2 separate regions of the Homo sapiens genome follow, and region 1 is linked to region 2. The links are chromatin loops, found by intact Hi-C in ENCODE. Cell type or tissue: MCF 10A. All regions are shown on one strand.

Region 1 (8,000 bases), 150 kb before region 2:
CCTGTATGATGTTATACTTGGCTCAACAGTAAACATCATTTCTATATTAACAATAAAACAAATAATAAGCTATATTAGAACAGAAAAGGACATTTCTTCCACAATATGAATAACATAAGCAATATCAGAAATTTAAAAATAGACAAATAGAAATCTAATCTTTGGTTGTAAATTTGCTTGGTAATTTATGTCTTTCAGGAAAGAAATGCCTGAAGAAGAGTTAAAAGCGCACTGCGGTTGAGGGATTTTGCCTCTGGTGTGGAGGGCAAAGGGCAGACCGAAGCTGCTTGGCTCAATGTGTCTTATGCTAGTCTATTCAGCCTTGTATATTACGTGCATGTCACTGATCAATTTTTAAAAATAAATCTTTGCAAAAAGAAATGAAAATCCAAAGAATTTCTGCCTGACTGCAAGTGAGCCAGAAAAGAATTATCTAGAACTTTAATTCCCACAAGGATTTCCATAAGTCAGGCCTCTCTGCCTTATAGATTCTGGCTTTGGTGAGTCCGGGGGCTGCAGCATGAGCAAGCGGCACCGGACCCCCTTCCCTTCACTCCATGGTCTACCATCACACAGGACAAAGGGAAGGAGACTGCCAGTGTGACAGAGGGAAGGAGGGCAAGAAAAGGGAAGCACAGTAGAGGGATAAAGAAGAGAAGTAGAAGATAAGCATGTCTATAAAGGAAAAGAATGGGGTGAAAACGGGTATTGTCAAGACTCTCACCCAGCACTGTCCAACAGAATTATAATGTGGGCCACACAGGGAATTTTACATTTCCTAGTAGTCACCTTTTAAAAGTAAAAAGAAACAGTTGAAATTAATTTTAATAATATATGTTTCTGTAATTCATCATATCCAAAATGTTATTTCAATATGTATTCTATGTAAAAAATTATTGAGCTTTTTAAAACTCTTTCCTTTTCTTACTATGTCCTCAAAATCTGGTGGCTATTTTGTACTTGCCACACATGTCAATTCGCCCTAGCCTCATTCCAAGTGCCCAGGAGCCACTGGAGGTGAGTGACTTCCATTTTGGACAGTGCAACTCTATAGGAAAAAAGCCAACTCCGTACACAGAGCAAAGCATTTCAGCCAAGTTTCCTAACTGATAGAGTGGAGCAGTGACCACTGCTTACTGGTGAAATCCAAACCCCTTGGCCTGGTTTTGTTTGTTTGTTTTTGTTTTTGTTTTTCTTTTTGTTTTGAGATGGAGTCTCGCTCTGTCACCAGGCTGAAGTGCAGTGGCACGATCTCAGCTCACTGCAATCTCCACCTCCCAGGTTCAAGCCATTCTCCTGCCTCAGCCTCCCGAGTAGCTGGGACTACAGGCGCCTGCCACCACACCCAGCTAATTTTTGTATTTTTAGTAGAGACGGGGTTTCACCATGTTGGCCAGAATGGTCTTGATCTCCTGACCTCGTGGTCCGCCAGCCTCGGCCTCCCAACGTGCTGGGATTACAGACGTGAGCCACTGCGCCCGGCCTCCCCTTGGCCTGGTGTTAAAGCTACATTCTCCTTGTTTCCCACAGACCCCCTCCAAGCCCTCCCGCAGCCGTCCACACTGGTCTACCAAGGAGCCTTCAGCTTTCTCTGGAGACTCATTAGGAGGTCCACTTCTCTCATGTTCCCACTGGAGAGTTTGTGCTCCCATCTCCCTGGCTGCTTTTCCCATCTCGAAAGGTCCGTGTCTCCTCTCAGCTCCTCCAGAAATACCACCCTGCCCACCAGCCCCAGGGTTGCCTTCCTCCTCTGAGCTCTGAGAACTCCCTTCTCTCCCACTCCTTTGGCACCTGGCAGTGGCTACCTTGAGCTGTCTCTTCACACTGGCCGCCCCCACCAGGCTGGGCTTCGTGTCTTTGCTGTATCTGGATCCCCACGCACCTGGCTTGGTGCTGGCACCCAGTAAATACCTGCTTGTCTGACAGATTGTTGTGGGGAGTGAGGGAAGCTCCGTGGCTCGAAGGGGCTGCGGGTTTGAGGCTGGTTGAAGGCAGACTGGTTTGAAACGGAACGGGAAAGAGAATGGCAAGTGGGGCCAAGTAGGCTCTGGGTTTTGATGCTGTGGCATGGGAGGGCCAGGTCAGGCAGAGCTGGCCAGTACCCTCCCGGGTGGGCCCTGGTGGAGCCTCCCCCACTGCCATGAACGTGCAGCTGCCTGCCTCGCAGCAGCCCCTCCTGCCATGAGAGTACCCACTCTGTCCAAGGGGCCTTCAGGTTTCTCTGGAGCCTCATTAGGAGGAGCACCAACCGCCCCAGCCTGGGGAGGTTTCTACCATCCTACAACCTGTGCCCTCCAGCAGACGCACTGGGAAGTGAAAGCAGATGCCTTCTCTCCGGGGTGGCAGCCAGAGGAAGGTGGGCACAGGTACCTGGCTGTCTGTAACATTCTAGGCAATTTCTACCTGCAAGGTCCTTTGACTTCCCTTCTGGGAGGCTGTGCTTCTTCCCTCCACCATCTCCATCCCCAGAGTGGTTCTTGGTCTCAGCACCCTGCTGAGAAGGGAACTGGAAGTGGAAACATCCACCTTGCCCCCTGGGGCCTCTCCTCAGCCCTAAATCATGTAGGGTCTGTAACAGTACCAGGCAGCAGCTGCTCTGTTTGGTCCCTAAGATCCAAGGAGTGAAACTCCCAGGATAGTATATCTGGGTCCATGACAAATCAACGATCAGTGATGTCTGAAAAACAGACATCCCAAATACCCCATTAATAGACAACCTGCAATTTTCCCTGTTAGAGTTACTCCTTCAAGTTAAAAAATAATCTCCAGATGTCACTGATTACATTATGCATTTGTCATATTTCCCCAGGCTAAAATGACATCAGTTGAAAGACCCATTATGAGCTAAATAATATTTTTAGGGAGTAGGGAGAAAGAAGGGTCTCCCAGAAACAAACAAACACCACATTAAATAAACACATCAATGGTAAGACACACATTCATTTCAGAAGAAAAATGTGCATCTTAGAATTCTGGAGTTGATAAGGACAGTGAGCACACCTGAGAATTGGCCAGGAGCTGTACCATAAAGCAGGGGGTGGGGGCCTGAGTGAGGTGGGTCCAGGGCTGAGGATAGCCCTGCACAGCTGGGACAGGGGGAACCCACAGGTGCTGGGCTCGCCTGACGCCCACCTGGCACACATGGTACACACTATAGGTGACCCACAAATGCCTGGGGACTGCTGGCTGCTGGATAGTGGGTGGATAGGAGGACAGAAGAACCCATAGGGGAGGGAAAGGAAAGGGAGAAGCAGAGATCAGTGGGGAAGGTGGGTGGGGATAACAGTGACAAGGTCCCCGAGTCTCTAAAAGGCTCACTGCCTTGCCTGGGACACTCATCTGATAAGTAACAAAGTAGAAATTTGAAGCAAGGTGTTTCCTGAAAGCCAAATGTGGACGGGCAGAAGGGAACAGAGCCCAGGGAGTCAGGAAGCTTGATGAAATATGGTAGCAGTGAGAGAGTGCTGTGGTCTGAATGTTGGTGTCACCCCAAAGTCATATGTTCAAATCCTAACCGCCAAGGTGATGGATTTAGGAGGCAGGGCCTTTGGGAGGTGATTAGATAGTGGGGATAAAACCCAATGAATAGGATTATTGCCCTTATAAAAGAGGCCCCAAAGAGCCGGCTTGCTGCTTCCACCAGTGAGAACACAGAGGGAAGGAACCATCTATGAGGAGGCGGACCCTTACCAGACACCAAATCTCCCAACACCTTGATCTTGGACTGCCCAGCCTCCAGAACTGTGATTAGTGCATTTCTGTTGTTCATAAGCTCCCAGCCTATGGCCTTCTGTTAGAGCATCCAAAACAGACTAAGACGGGGGGCCTCCCAGGGAGGAGGACAGTGCAGAAATAGGGCCAGGACACCAAGAGGACACACTGGGTGCAGTCAGGAGGCTCCTCTGGCCAGCAGATGAGGGGAGTGGAATGAGGGCTGAGCCTGGGCAGGAGCAAAGAGCCAGGCCAAGAAGTCAGATGCCAGGGACCGTGGAAGGCAGCAAGGCTTCTTCAGGGAAGACTGACTCCCGAGCTGGAGGTCCTGATGCTCCAGCCCCAGGACTTGCTCTGGAGGAAAGTGGAGTTTCATCCTCAAGACTCCAGGGCTGAGAGGCACTGCCTTCCAGTCCTCCAAGGAAAAGGGGGCTGAAAGAGGGGAAGAACAGGCAGCCTGAAAGGCCCCACAGGGCACCTGACATCTCTACCTGGCCTGCCACCCACCCGGGGCTACCCCAGGGATGATGGCCTTCTGCTGGTGGGCAATTCAAGCACAGGTCTGCCCAGGGTCCCTGTTGCAGGCCTGCCAGCTGACCAGAGCCAGCTCTGCCTGCTCCAGGGATGTGGGATCCTGGGAGAGTAGGATGGGATCCAAACCCTCCCAGGCTTCTCTGGGGTTCCCCGGAAGCCCGAGTTCCCGCCTCCTCAGGCCAGCTCTCAGGTGTCAGGTTTCCCGCTGTGCTCAGCTACTGAGCCAGCCTCACTCTTCCCCAGTGTTGGGGCAGAACAGGGAGGGGACACTGGAGGCAGGGCCCTGATGGTCAGAAAGGAGGGGAAGGCCCGAGACTCCCTCTCCAAAGGCACCAGGGAGGGGCAGGGAGAAAGAAGACAGGACAGCCGGCCACAGGGCTGGAGAGGCTCAGCCTCAAGAGCCGGGGTTCAGCGCTGGCTCCTTTTTGAAAAGCCCACACAAGCAGCAAAGAAAGCCAGCCTTTTGAAAAGCAGGTCTCTGCCCACAGAGGCCAGTGAGGAAGGCATCACTACCAAGAAGTCTTCAAAGCCAGGCAGAGTCACCCGGTGTAAGGTCTCTGTCCCAAAGGCCAGGGCACTTCCCCTCACAGTCAGACCTGGACAGCCCCATGGACTTCTCCAGGCCCTAGTTTCCTGGACTTGTGACCTGCAGTGATGCTGCTGATCCCACACACCTGCTGAAATCTCTTTGCTGGCAGGGGCCTCAAATAGCTTCTGACCAGGCCTCTCATCTTATTCACGGGGAGGCTAAGTAGAAAGTAGAAAGCGCCAGGAAGATGTTTGTGTTCAGTGTTGTACCGCCGCCAGGGTCCTAGAGCTGGACAGAGCAGACCTGAGATGGGCACATCAGAGCTGTGATGTGACACCCAGCATTTGAAGTGGGCTGGAACCAGGGAGAAACAAGGACCAGCGCTGACCTTCGAAATCCCTCTTCCAAATAAATGGCTGCCACGTTAACTTTCCTAAAGCACAGTTCTAAGCATTCCATTCCCTGCCCAAATCCCCCTCCCAGCCTTGCTCTCTCTCACTGCTGTATCTGACCTTCCTCATCTCTCCCAGACCCCCAGGGGCCTTGCCTGCCTCTGGGCCCTCGACAGCCATTCTCTGCCCTCTGGCACTGCCACCCTGCTTTGCCAGACCATTGCATCCTGTCCAACCCTGACTACCCTGGGCAGATGTTAACTCCCTTGGGAGCCCTCCAAGACCTTCCCAGGTGGATGAAATTCTCCTCTCCATCTGATTTGTGGCATTTAGGCCATTATACTTGGCATTTTGTTTGTGTATGAATTTTATCTCCAATAAAGTTGCGAAGTGAGTGTTTTCGGAGGAGGTACCATGCAGTAAATGCCCTTTGTTCTTAGAAGGGAATATTCTTAGAGATATTCTGAGACAGGAGGATAATGAGATACTGGATAAAAGAGGAAAAGAAAGAGGGAAGGACATGGAGAGAGGACAGTGAAGAAGGAGGAACGAGGGAAAGGAGGAAGAAAGAGTTCTTTATTTTAGAACAGGTAAGGATGAAGTTATTAGCTAGTAAAGAAGCATAGTTCTTCATGGAATCCTCCAATATCCTAGCTAAATGAAGTGCAGAGATCACACAGCCTTCATTCTACAGATGAAGATCTGGAGGCCAGGAAATCTGGGGTGGCATGTCTGAGGGCTCTAGAGTAGTCATGGCCAAGTTGGGGCTGGCATCCAGGCCTCCTGAGTCCCAGTGCTGCAGTGTGATCCCCCTGCTCTGCCACATCAGTGTCACGGCCTTCCAGCACATGGGTCCTCATACAACCATACACGTCTCCACGTGGTATGCCCAGAGAGGAACCCACCTGCCTGGTGGCTTGCCGAATGGAAATAACATGCCATGGTCCTGGTGGTACCACCTCTTCTCCCCATCCCTCTCTCTCTCCTGAGTTCCCCTAGGAGTAAGCCTGTTCCTGCCTATGACAGTAACCAAGAAACAAAGCACTAGCTCCTGGCCTCCATGGGGAATAGGCTTGAATCTCTTCTTTGGGAGATGCTGAGGAATGGCTGAGGTGAGCACAACTGCTCAGGCACAGTGCAGTTTGCCTTGGCCAATAGCCCCAGGCCTCCTCCCTAGACTAAGGAAATGCCAAGGACAAGCCCTGCCTCTGTAGAGCAGGCCAAATGTTTCCAGGCCCTTGGGTGCTTCTGTAGCAAGACAAATCCCAGGGCCTTTGGACATCCCCCAAAGGAAAGGCTTTAGGGCTTGCATTTCACAGGGTTTAACTGATGGAAAGGTTGAAGGAAACTCCTGGGTACTGGAACTGATTTTGGGAAACTCATATTAAAATGGACATTGATAAACTGGACTCTGATGATGGACAGCAGGGTTGTGAAGGGACTTGAGTAATCTGACACTAGGAACAGTTGGAGAATCTGGGCATGAGCAGGGAAGAGGAAACTCTGGGTCAGGTAATAGCTGCAGTCAAAGGCTAAAGGTCTTTCCAGTAGGCGGATTTGAGTCAACATAAGGAAGACATTTCTCAGAATTTATTTTGTCTCCCAAAGTTCCTTATCACTGCAGATGTCCATGCAGAGGCCCACTAACTGCTCAGAAGAGGAGTGTGAACACCAGCAAAGGGCGGGGGTGTGACCTGGAGTACTTCCAGGGCCCTTTTTGGCCCACCAGGAGATGATGCAAATTCCCTGCAACATCTACCCTCCTTTTGGCCTGATCATAGTTAAAGTTGCCAAACTGGACAGTCACCATCTGTGAAGGCACAGAGAGCTGGACCTCGGTCGGGGGGAAGAAGCATGGCAGTAAGGAGAGAGCAAGTCTTGGGTCCTCAGGGAGCAAGCCGGTGGGGCTGCGCCCAGGTGGAGGGAGATGTAGTCCAGAGGAGGCCCATGTCCAAAGACAGACTTCACGTTCTACTCAACATGGCCCCCAGGGAGCCTCCTCTCCCCTCTGCATGGATACAGCTCAGAATCTTGTTTCCTGTATCTTCTGAGTCTCTCAATGGCCCACACTGACTTTTCTAGCCTGGGAGAAATTCGGATTTCATGCAACTAGGTAATGCACCCTTTGTGAGTCATTCAGAGGCAGGGTGCTTGGGAAAGTGATACAGGAAAAATGAGGGTGTGGGGAAATTGTGGGGAACCTTGAACGGCAGAACTGAGAGTCTGGGGTACACTACATAAGCTAACTACTTGACTACACACCAGATAAATCAGAGATGAAGAAAACGAAAGTGGGCCATCTGCCCAGAACCCAGCTTCAAAGGCCATTCTTTCCGGGTTCCTTATGTACTCCAGGTGTATCAGTTTAACCTCTTTTGCTCCAGTCTCATCAACCCCAAGAGGCCTATTGCTTGGCTTAGCCCCCAGGGCTGCCATGGGTCTGCTTTCCTCCCTCTCTATCTATTGGTTCCCAGTCCAATGGAGTATGCCAAGGGCCTAGAAAGAAAGTGATATGCCCAAAGGGATCCTTTACAGCCAAGAGCAGCTTTGTGATGCTTCCCCAGGGCCAGGCTTTGATCTCTAATGAAAAGCTCAGCTTCTTCCAAGGAACTGAATTCCTGCTCTCAAAACACTGATGGGAGGGGACTTTGCATCCTAAGGAACCCTACTTGCCCATGGGTATGAGACAATTAAGCAGCAAGCTTCCAACAAGCAGCAAAGGGCCAGTATTTAGCTCCAGTTGCCATCATGGACCAGGAGTAAGGGAAAGAAGCCTAGAAGATTTGGTTAGAGACAGGATACAATTACAGAAGAAAACCTCTGTGCATAATGGG
Region 2 (8,000 bases):
ACTTTTGAATATATATGTGTGTGTGTAAAGTTTTAATCACTTGAATAACAGCTGCTATTATGACCATTTAGCAGATGAAGAAACTGATTCAGAGAGGTTCAGGCTCCTGCACTGAGCCTTAGACAGTGAACAATTTCAGGGTCCAAACCTGGGTTTATCTGGGTCCAAAGTCCAAGTTCTTACTTCCTCTACCCTGGCATTGTTTCTGGGGCTTTCTATGATTTCTGAGGCTTCCATCTGAATATTTCTGGCACGTCCTGTGCAGCACCTAACATGGCCATAGGCACACAGTAAGGGAGTCCTTAGGGGCCAAGTGGTTTTTCTAGAGCACTGGCCGTGGTCCTGCCTCTTGTGGGTGCTGGTGTCATCTTTCACCTCTACCTCCAGGCACCGGGAGAAGCTGACTGGAGGGGATTTGGCAGAGGCCAAAGAGGGCTCAGCCCAGCTGTCTCCACCTCTCTTGCTGGATGGGAGAGGCACCACATTACAGAAACTGATATACCCAATGCCCTGAGACCCAGGGAGGGCAATCCTGTGAGAAGTTTCCACCCTTTGTTCTCTCCCACCGAGCCCCCAGGGGCTGATAATCTAATTCTCAACAAGTCCTTCCTGGCTGGTAATTGAATTGTGTTTTCCTCCCAGTCCAATCAGGGCCCTCATCCTACATCTGTCTGACAAAACACTAGGCCAGGCATCTTGGGAGGGGCAGAGACCTGGGAGGCACTTTTCAGCTTCCAGGAGCTTAATATTTCAGTTGCCACAGGTGCAGGGACTGACATCCTATTGACTAGCAATCCATGACTGCTGCCCACTTCCAGGACAATCGCTGAGGTCAGGAGGGCTCAAGGCGGTGAGCCTTAAAGGAGGGTTGTGTTGTGGAGGAGGGGATGATGGTCAGCTGGGTTCTGGTAGACAGGGAGGAAAGGCGGAGGTGTGGGCAAAGTCCTGGAGGTGGGAACATGCACGACACATTCAAGTAACAAGAAGTAAGTCTGCCTGGATGGGCCTTCACTGTCTTCAACCGAGGGATGACGAATGACTCCAAAACACTCAAATTGTTCCTGGGAAGTCGGGTGGGGGGAAGTGTGAGTCAGCAGGCTCCTCTCACTATGCCTATGGCCCAGCCTCGGTCTACAGAACAGAGAGAGCCTGGTGCTGGAACTGGGTGTGCAAGGGTGCCCCAAATCAGGACACAACCACCTCATTCGTCCAGCCCAGAAATAGGGACATTTCTTCATCTCCTCTCCCACTCCTACCTAATCTAATCTGTCTCCAAGTCCTGCCTATTTCACCATCTCAGCTCTTCAGTCATCTCTCTGGCAGGCAGGCACTGTCACATCTCCCCCGTCTCTTGGGGACGAGCCCCTCCCTGATTGCTCTCCTCCACCTTGTTGCTCTCTGGCACATCCACACATATCTCCATGTGGCTCCCCCATGCATGCCACTTTCCATGGCTTCCCAGTGCCTTTAGGTCCAGAGCCTTTTGTGGCTTTGTCCTCTCATCTGGCTGGTGCCATCTCTTGCGACTCTTAAGCTCCCCAAAACATTCTGGTTTAGTGCTGGGCCTTTAGCTCAATTTATGATTACAACGCCCATACCACCAGTGCCTTCTATATGTGCTTAATCCTCACGGAAACCCCGTGTGGAAGAGGAACAGAGAGGTTAAGTGACTTGTCTGTGGTCACACAGCTGGTAAGGGCGGAGCAGGATTCGCACCCAGGTGACTTATTCCCATAGCCCAGCTTCTTTATTTTTAGAGACAGCGTCTTGCTCTGTCACCCAGCCCAGAGTACAGGGACATGATCATAGCTCATTGGAACATTGAACTCTTGTAGTCCAGCTTCTTAACACTAGATTATAGTCTCTTCAGAAATGTCTATGGACACCAGTGGCCTCCTAGCCCTCCACATTCCCCTCCAACGTATGTTCACTATCAAGTCCCAACTGCATTTAAGGTTTCTGCTTATCTGACACCCCTCCACGAAGCTTTCTCTGGTGCCCCACTGTCCAGGTTTGGGTTAGGGTAGTGGTTCCCCTACTTTAATGCACACTGGAATTACCTGGGAATCTTTGTAAAAATCCTGCTGCCTGACTCCCACTCCTAGACATTGCGATTAAATCAGTACAGGGCGCACCCTAGACAAAAGCTCCGTAGATGACTGTAACTTGCAACAAATCTGGTAACAAAAGGCAGTGCAGTCATTCTGAAATTGGAGCAGGCATCAGAATTACCAGGAAGGCTGATGAAAACAGATTGCTGGGCACGGCCCCAGACTTTGATTCTATACATCTCGGTTAAGGTCCGAAAATATACATTTCTAGCAAGTTCCCAGGTGAGACTGCTACTGCTGTGGGTCCAGAGACCACATTCGGAGAGCCGCTGAGCTAAGGAGTCCTCCAGGTGCCCAAATGATCCCAGAGCACCCGGTGGTCATCGCCACCTAAGCCCTTATCACATCTATTCTAATTGTCTGTGTGCTCCTCCACTACCCCGGCCAGGCCACAGCTTTCTCTGTTATCTTTGGTAACCAGTGTCAACAGAGGTTGGGTCAATGAATCCACGAGACACCCAGGCAGGCTGCGCACTCCACAGCAATCCTTGTTTCTAACTGGAAAAAGTTAGAAACTGAACGCCTCCTGGGGGCAAGCACTGTCCTAAGCACCTCACACCAACGGCCCCTTAATCTTCACAAGCACTCTACAAGTAGGTGCTACTACCATTCCATTTCAGAGACCCTCAAGGAAACCTGAACACAGAGGGGTGGAGTAACCATTGTGCTGGGAGGCCCTTTATCAGGTGACCCCAAAGCTCTCCCCCACCACCGGACCCACATGCCCAGTCTAGACTCCCAGTGGGTTTCCGAGTACAAGTCTCCATCTATTGGTGGGTTGTGAGATCAACCAGTGGGTGTAAGCAGCATCTTTTAAATGACCCAATCTGGCAGACCTGAACAGAAATAGACAAGAATACACTCAGGTAGTGACAGTAAGTGTTGTTCAGCAAAACATCCATGTGCATAAGCCTATACTGGCTCATGATATAAAATCTATGTCTGACTGTGAATCATAGTCAACAAAGTTTTCAAAACATTAGCTTAGAGAAACAGCCTCCAAATCTCCAAGCAAGTCCTCCGTTCTCCTGCCAGAGACGGAACTAGGGAAGAGCTAGGTTGGCCTCTGCTGGGCACTGCCGGGACTGCATCATGAGCCTGGTAAAGTGCCCCTGGGCAGGAGGGCTCTGCTCTGCGTGGCTGTGGAGAGGGAGTTCCAGTTTCAAAATACAAAATAATAATAATAATAATCAAATAAATAAAATAAAATGTTAATTCATTTTTATTTCCAAAACAAATTCTTCCCTGGCCATCAGTCCCACACTGTCTCCGCTGTGGTCGATGGCTTTGTCTGTAATCATTTCATCTTCTCAGGTAGAGCAGAGGCTCCTGAGGGGCCCCAGGGATTTGTGTCTCCACCCAGACCACTGTGGCTGGCTGACTGGCCAGCATGGAAGAAGGAAGCTGTTGAATCATTTAGCTCATCATGTAGAACCATTTAGCTTATGATACTGAACATCCAAGCAAGAAATATTAAGGCCTGGGCCTTTCTCTTGTTGCAAAATCAAAGACGGGATATAGTGTGTAAAATATATTAAGTAGCTGACCGCGCACAGTGGCTCACACCTGTATTCCCGGCACTTTGGGAGGCCAAAGCAGGAGGATCACTTGTGGCCAGGAGTTTGAGACCAGCCTGTGCAATATAGTGAGATCTTATCTCCTGCCAAAAAATTGTTTTAAATAGCCGAGTGTGGTAGTTTGCACCTGTAGTCCCAGCTATTCAGGAGGCTGAGGTGGTGGGGATCACTTGAGCCCAGGAGGCAGAGGTTGCAGTGAGCCATGATGGCACCACTGCACTCCAGCCTGGGTGGCAACAATGAGACCCTATCTCAAAAACATATCAAGTAGCTACTGAGGCAGGTAAGCATATATCCTATATCACCAAATCTTTGTTCCCACCTCACTATACTCACTTTACAGATGAGAATACCAAGGCCTAAGATAATAGGCTGATAAGTAGAGTAGCAAGTTCCAGAAGCCAGGCCTCTGGACCTCTAGGCCAGTCCTCTGGAGACAAGCAGAGGGGGCAGGGTTGGCCGGGACCCTCTTCCCACCTGGGCCTTTCATTTGCCTCTACCTTTGCTGTGCCTTTCAACTCCCTACAGTGTCCCTGGCAAAGCTAATTCCTTACAGATGAGACTATGGTCTTTGAAGAGTGGGGCCTTCCCAGTTGAGACCTCTTTGAGGTTCCCAAACCCTAACTACTCAATTTGTGGCCTTACAGATAGTACATTTTCACTATTTTTCACAATAACCGCCTTCTATTGGAGCGTAAATTCGACTAAAAGGAGGCTTTCTTATCTACTGTGCACCATGATAGTTTGAGCTAAGCCTGTTTCGGGGTGGGGAGCTCAGGACAGCTGGGTAAATAGTCGAAGAGGGATTTGGAGATGGGGAAATTTGCAGGGAAACAGATGAGGAGCAGTGAAGAAACGAGGATCGCAAGGTGCTCACAAAATGGTACGAGGGTACTACAAGATCTACAGTAGACCCAGCCCACACCCAAATGCTTGGGCCCTGGCAGTTCTGTGGAGTAAGAGAAAGGTTTCATGTCCAAGTTTGAAGTCCATGGCAGAACAGAGGGAGCACATGCAGACACAGGAACCAAGAGGCAGAGGTAACCCCAAGAACCTACACCTGAAGTCCACAAACATCTTGGAGTGAACTTTGAGTTTCCACAGGGCTTTCCACAGAGAAGACGGGAGTCTCAGCTGGCATCTCAAGAGAAACCCGAGTTTCTGGGATAGCCCTGTGTTTACCTCTAAAACACACCAGGAAAGAAGGACAAACTTCCCAAGAAGACCCTCGGGAAAGCAGAGCAATGCAAACTGCAGTAAACCACCATATGTAATCAATCAACAAGGAGGTATTAATACCAGGCCTCCTACCTTATCACTTCTGCACTTATAGCCTGCAAAACAAGCAAAGAACAAAAAAGGCTCACAGGTTAACTCTCTCGACAGTCTACCCTTCCTCCCTGACAACTGTAGGTATAACTATGCCCACCCTTGCCTCCTTCCAGCTTCCAGGGAAGGTTTTCCTTACCTGATCCAAGTTAGTTCATCTGGCTTTGAGTACCACATTATGTCCCGGGGCTCTCTCTCTTCCATCAGTCATCCCTTTCTGGTGTCCCAACTGGTGCTTTGTCATCAGCATATACAGGATGTTTATCATTCCAGTATCTTTTAAAACTCTTCCTTGACTCTACAGCTCCTTCTGGCTAAGCCCAAACACTTGCTCTTTTCCTTCCCCTCAAAGCTCCTGGAAAGAGTCTGTACTCATCTTCATCGACTGCCTTCAAGGCACTGGCTTCTGCCCCATGGTGCTGAGCTCAATGGGCAATAATTGGTTCTTACTTCCCATGGCCCCTGCAGCACTGCCTGCTGGCCCCTCTGGCTATGTGAAACCAGCTTTCACAGCATCACTCTCATGGTACTTTGCAATGCCCTTAGAACAGGTTTCTCAGCCTCGGCACTAGTGATATTTTGGGCTGGATCATTCTTTGTTATGGGGTTCTGACCTGTGCACTGTAGGATGTTCAGCAGCATCCTTCACCTCTACTCATTAGATGCCAGTAGCAGGTTCCTGTTCCCGTTGTGACAACCAAAAATGTCCTCGGGCATTGCCAAATATTTACTGGGGGGTAAAATGGCTCGTGGTTGAGAACCCCTGCCTTGGAAGGATGCCTCTGCACTGGCCTCTTAGGAATGCATTTTCTCTAGCCTGTGGTTTTATCTGTCACCACATGCTGATACATAAATCAGCATCTCCAAAAGTCACGTGGCCACTGCCTGCTGCACATTTCCACGGGATGTCTCTTCAGCACGTCAAGCTCAGAGTGAACTTGACCTTTTCCTTCCTGTCTTAGTTTGAATTCTCCTAGGAGCAGAGATTGAGACAAGGATTTAGATGCAGGTGGTTTAACTGGGAGTTGATCTCAGGACATAGAAGTGAGGAATTGAGGAGAATGAAAAAGTGAGAGTGAGGAGGAAAAGCCAATATAAGGTCCATCATCAAAGTCACTGCCATGAGCAATGGGGGCTCAATTCCGCTGGGATCTCCTGAAAAACATACAGAATGCTTCCCAGAACTGTCCAACTCAAAGAGGCTGGGGCATATGTCTACCGGCTCCCATCCTCCATTGTTGAGGGTTGTCCCAGGGCCATTAACTCCCCTAATTTCTGGGCTCTGCTTGAGTCACACAAGCCAAACAGACTCCTGGGACTTCGGAGGAGGAGCTGAAATAGAAATCTGAATGATGCACTCCGTGTGATGGAAATCGGGGTGCTGTCAGCATGAGTCCAAGCTCACACAGAACTGCCTGCCACAGCTGCAGCTGGTCAGAGGCCGAGGAAGGGGATGTGACGCAGGACATGGAAAGTGGTCTACTCCCTGCTTGCACCACTCTGATCCACCCATGCCCCACATTCATTAAGTCCATTCTGTTACTGGGTCTTCAAGGTGGTAGCCAGACATCTAGCAAAAAGATTTCATACAAGAAAGTTAACAGAAGGAGCTACAACCCTGCTCCCTGCTGCTGTAAATCCAGGGGCTGACGTTGCTGTTCATTGTCTTCCTTCTCCAGCCTCTATTCAGGATTTTCCTCATTTTCAGCATTTGGGCTGTTCCAGGTTGCTTGCCTGATGGGTTGACACTTATTGATATCCCTGGGGGTCTGAGCCCTCAGGTGACTTCGCTTTTTCAGGCCATGCTTGCTACAAGGGCCCATGGCACCAAGAGACATTCTCCTGGATTTCAGACCTATTCTTGAGTGTATTTTCTGAATGTTAGACATTCTTTCACCTTGGTGCTAGTGGATCACTGAGAGTGATGGTGAGAGGGACCAATCCTGTATCTACCCTTGATTCCCGAATCTGTGTGTTCCAGCAACTGGTACCACGTATCAGCTATATCCTGAATGACAATAGCCAATCCCAGTGTATCATCCTTGAGTTGGGAACCTTAACTGAGTTTTTAAATATATATATATATATATATATATATTTTGTTGTTGTTTTTTGTTTACCTTTATGGTTTGACTCTGGGAAACTGAGTTTTTAACAAGCCATCCCATCATTCTATTAGGTCCATGGCTTCCCCTAGTTGCGGTATATAACCACATCAGTGAACCCCCGGTCATGCAACCCTTATTGCACCTAATTTGCCACAACATGGGCCTCTTAATCTACAGTGATGTGATGAGGCATCATATGTAGATAAATCAGGCACTCCAGAAACCCTCAGCTTAACACCAGAGGTAGCAACACCAGGAAAAAGGATTTGCTGCCCTTTCCAAGGTAGAAGGGCCCTGGTGTAGTCAAGATGCCTCAAGTGGCTGGCTGATCAAAGGCACAGGGCCTGTCTCTGCACTGACAGATCACCAGTCAGCAGTGGCAGTAGCTATCTCCGTGGGCCCATGCCTCACCTCCATCCTGGTCACCATGGCTACTCCATTCATAGGCTTACTGTGCAAGCCCTGGGGACAAAGCTGGCCTCTACAGGGTGAGTCACATTGTCCATCTTGCTGTTCGGCACCCTTCCCATGGTGGATGCTCTCTAGGAAGCATTTGTGCCCACTCCCATGGGATCATCCACATGCGTCTTCCCCAGACCTCCTTGTCTCCTTTCTCATCTTTTCCCTTTCAGGCCCCTTACTGACCAACCAAGCCATTTGCTGCCCAAGATTCCATATGTATTCTTATGGAACCCTAAGTCATACAGTCCAAGCAACAGAAATACATACACTCCTATGTATTGCAATAAGGACAATCTAGAATAGAGAGAAGGAAGACAATGAACAGCAATTTCAGCCTCCAGATCTGCTGCAGCAGTGAGCAAGGTTGTAGCCTGTTCTACTTTCCTGTACAAAGTATTTTTACGAGATGACTG

Evidence for each region. A loop is a pair of places that touch in the nucleus more often than their neighbours do. Peaks named below come from ENCODE experiments on the same cell type or tissue, not always from the same donor. Only the 100,000 strongest peaks of a DNase experiment are listed, where the experiment ranks them.
Region 1: a loop joins it to region 2, with 2.7 times the contacts of the local background. A loop is called at or near these places in 6 of 110 quality-filtered maps.

Annotation. Positions count from the first base shown.
Region 1 is chr18:46,421,613-46,429,612 of GRCh38, reverse strand. All of the region lies in intron 1 of ARK2C (arkadia (RNF111) C-terminal like ring finger ubiquitin ligase 2C), which reads right to left. LOC124904293 (a long non-coding RNA gene) reads left to right here. Exons shown (of 2, transcript XR_007066355.1): 2 at 199-381. Among named protein-coding and RNA genes, the nearest start is that of ARK2C, 92 kb to the right of the region's middle. RefSeq lists enhancers at 1,480-2,055, 3,883-4,847. In MCF 10A, no CTCF peak of the experiment used is centred here; a DNase peak (open chromatin) is centred at 4,452.
Region 2 is chr18:46,276,527-46,284,526 of GRCh38, reverse strand. No RefSeq gene overlaps it. Among named protein-coding and RNA genes, the nearest start is that of ARK2C, 53 kb to the left of the region's middle. In MCF 10A, CTCF peaks have their summits at 2,897 and 3,175 (motif pointing left); DNase peaks (open chromatin) are centred at 1,076 and 3,156.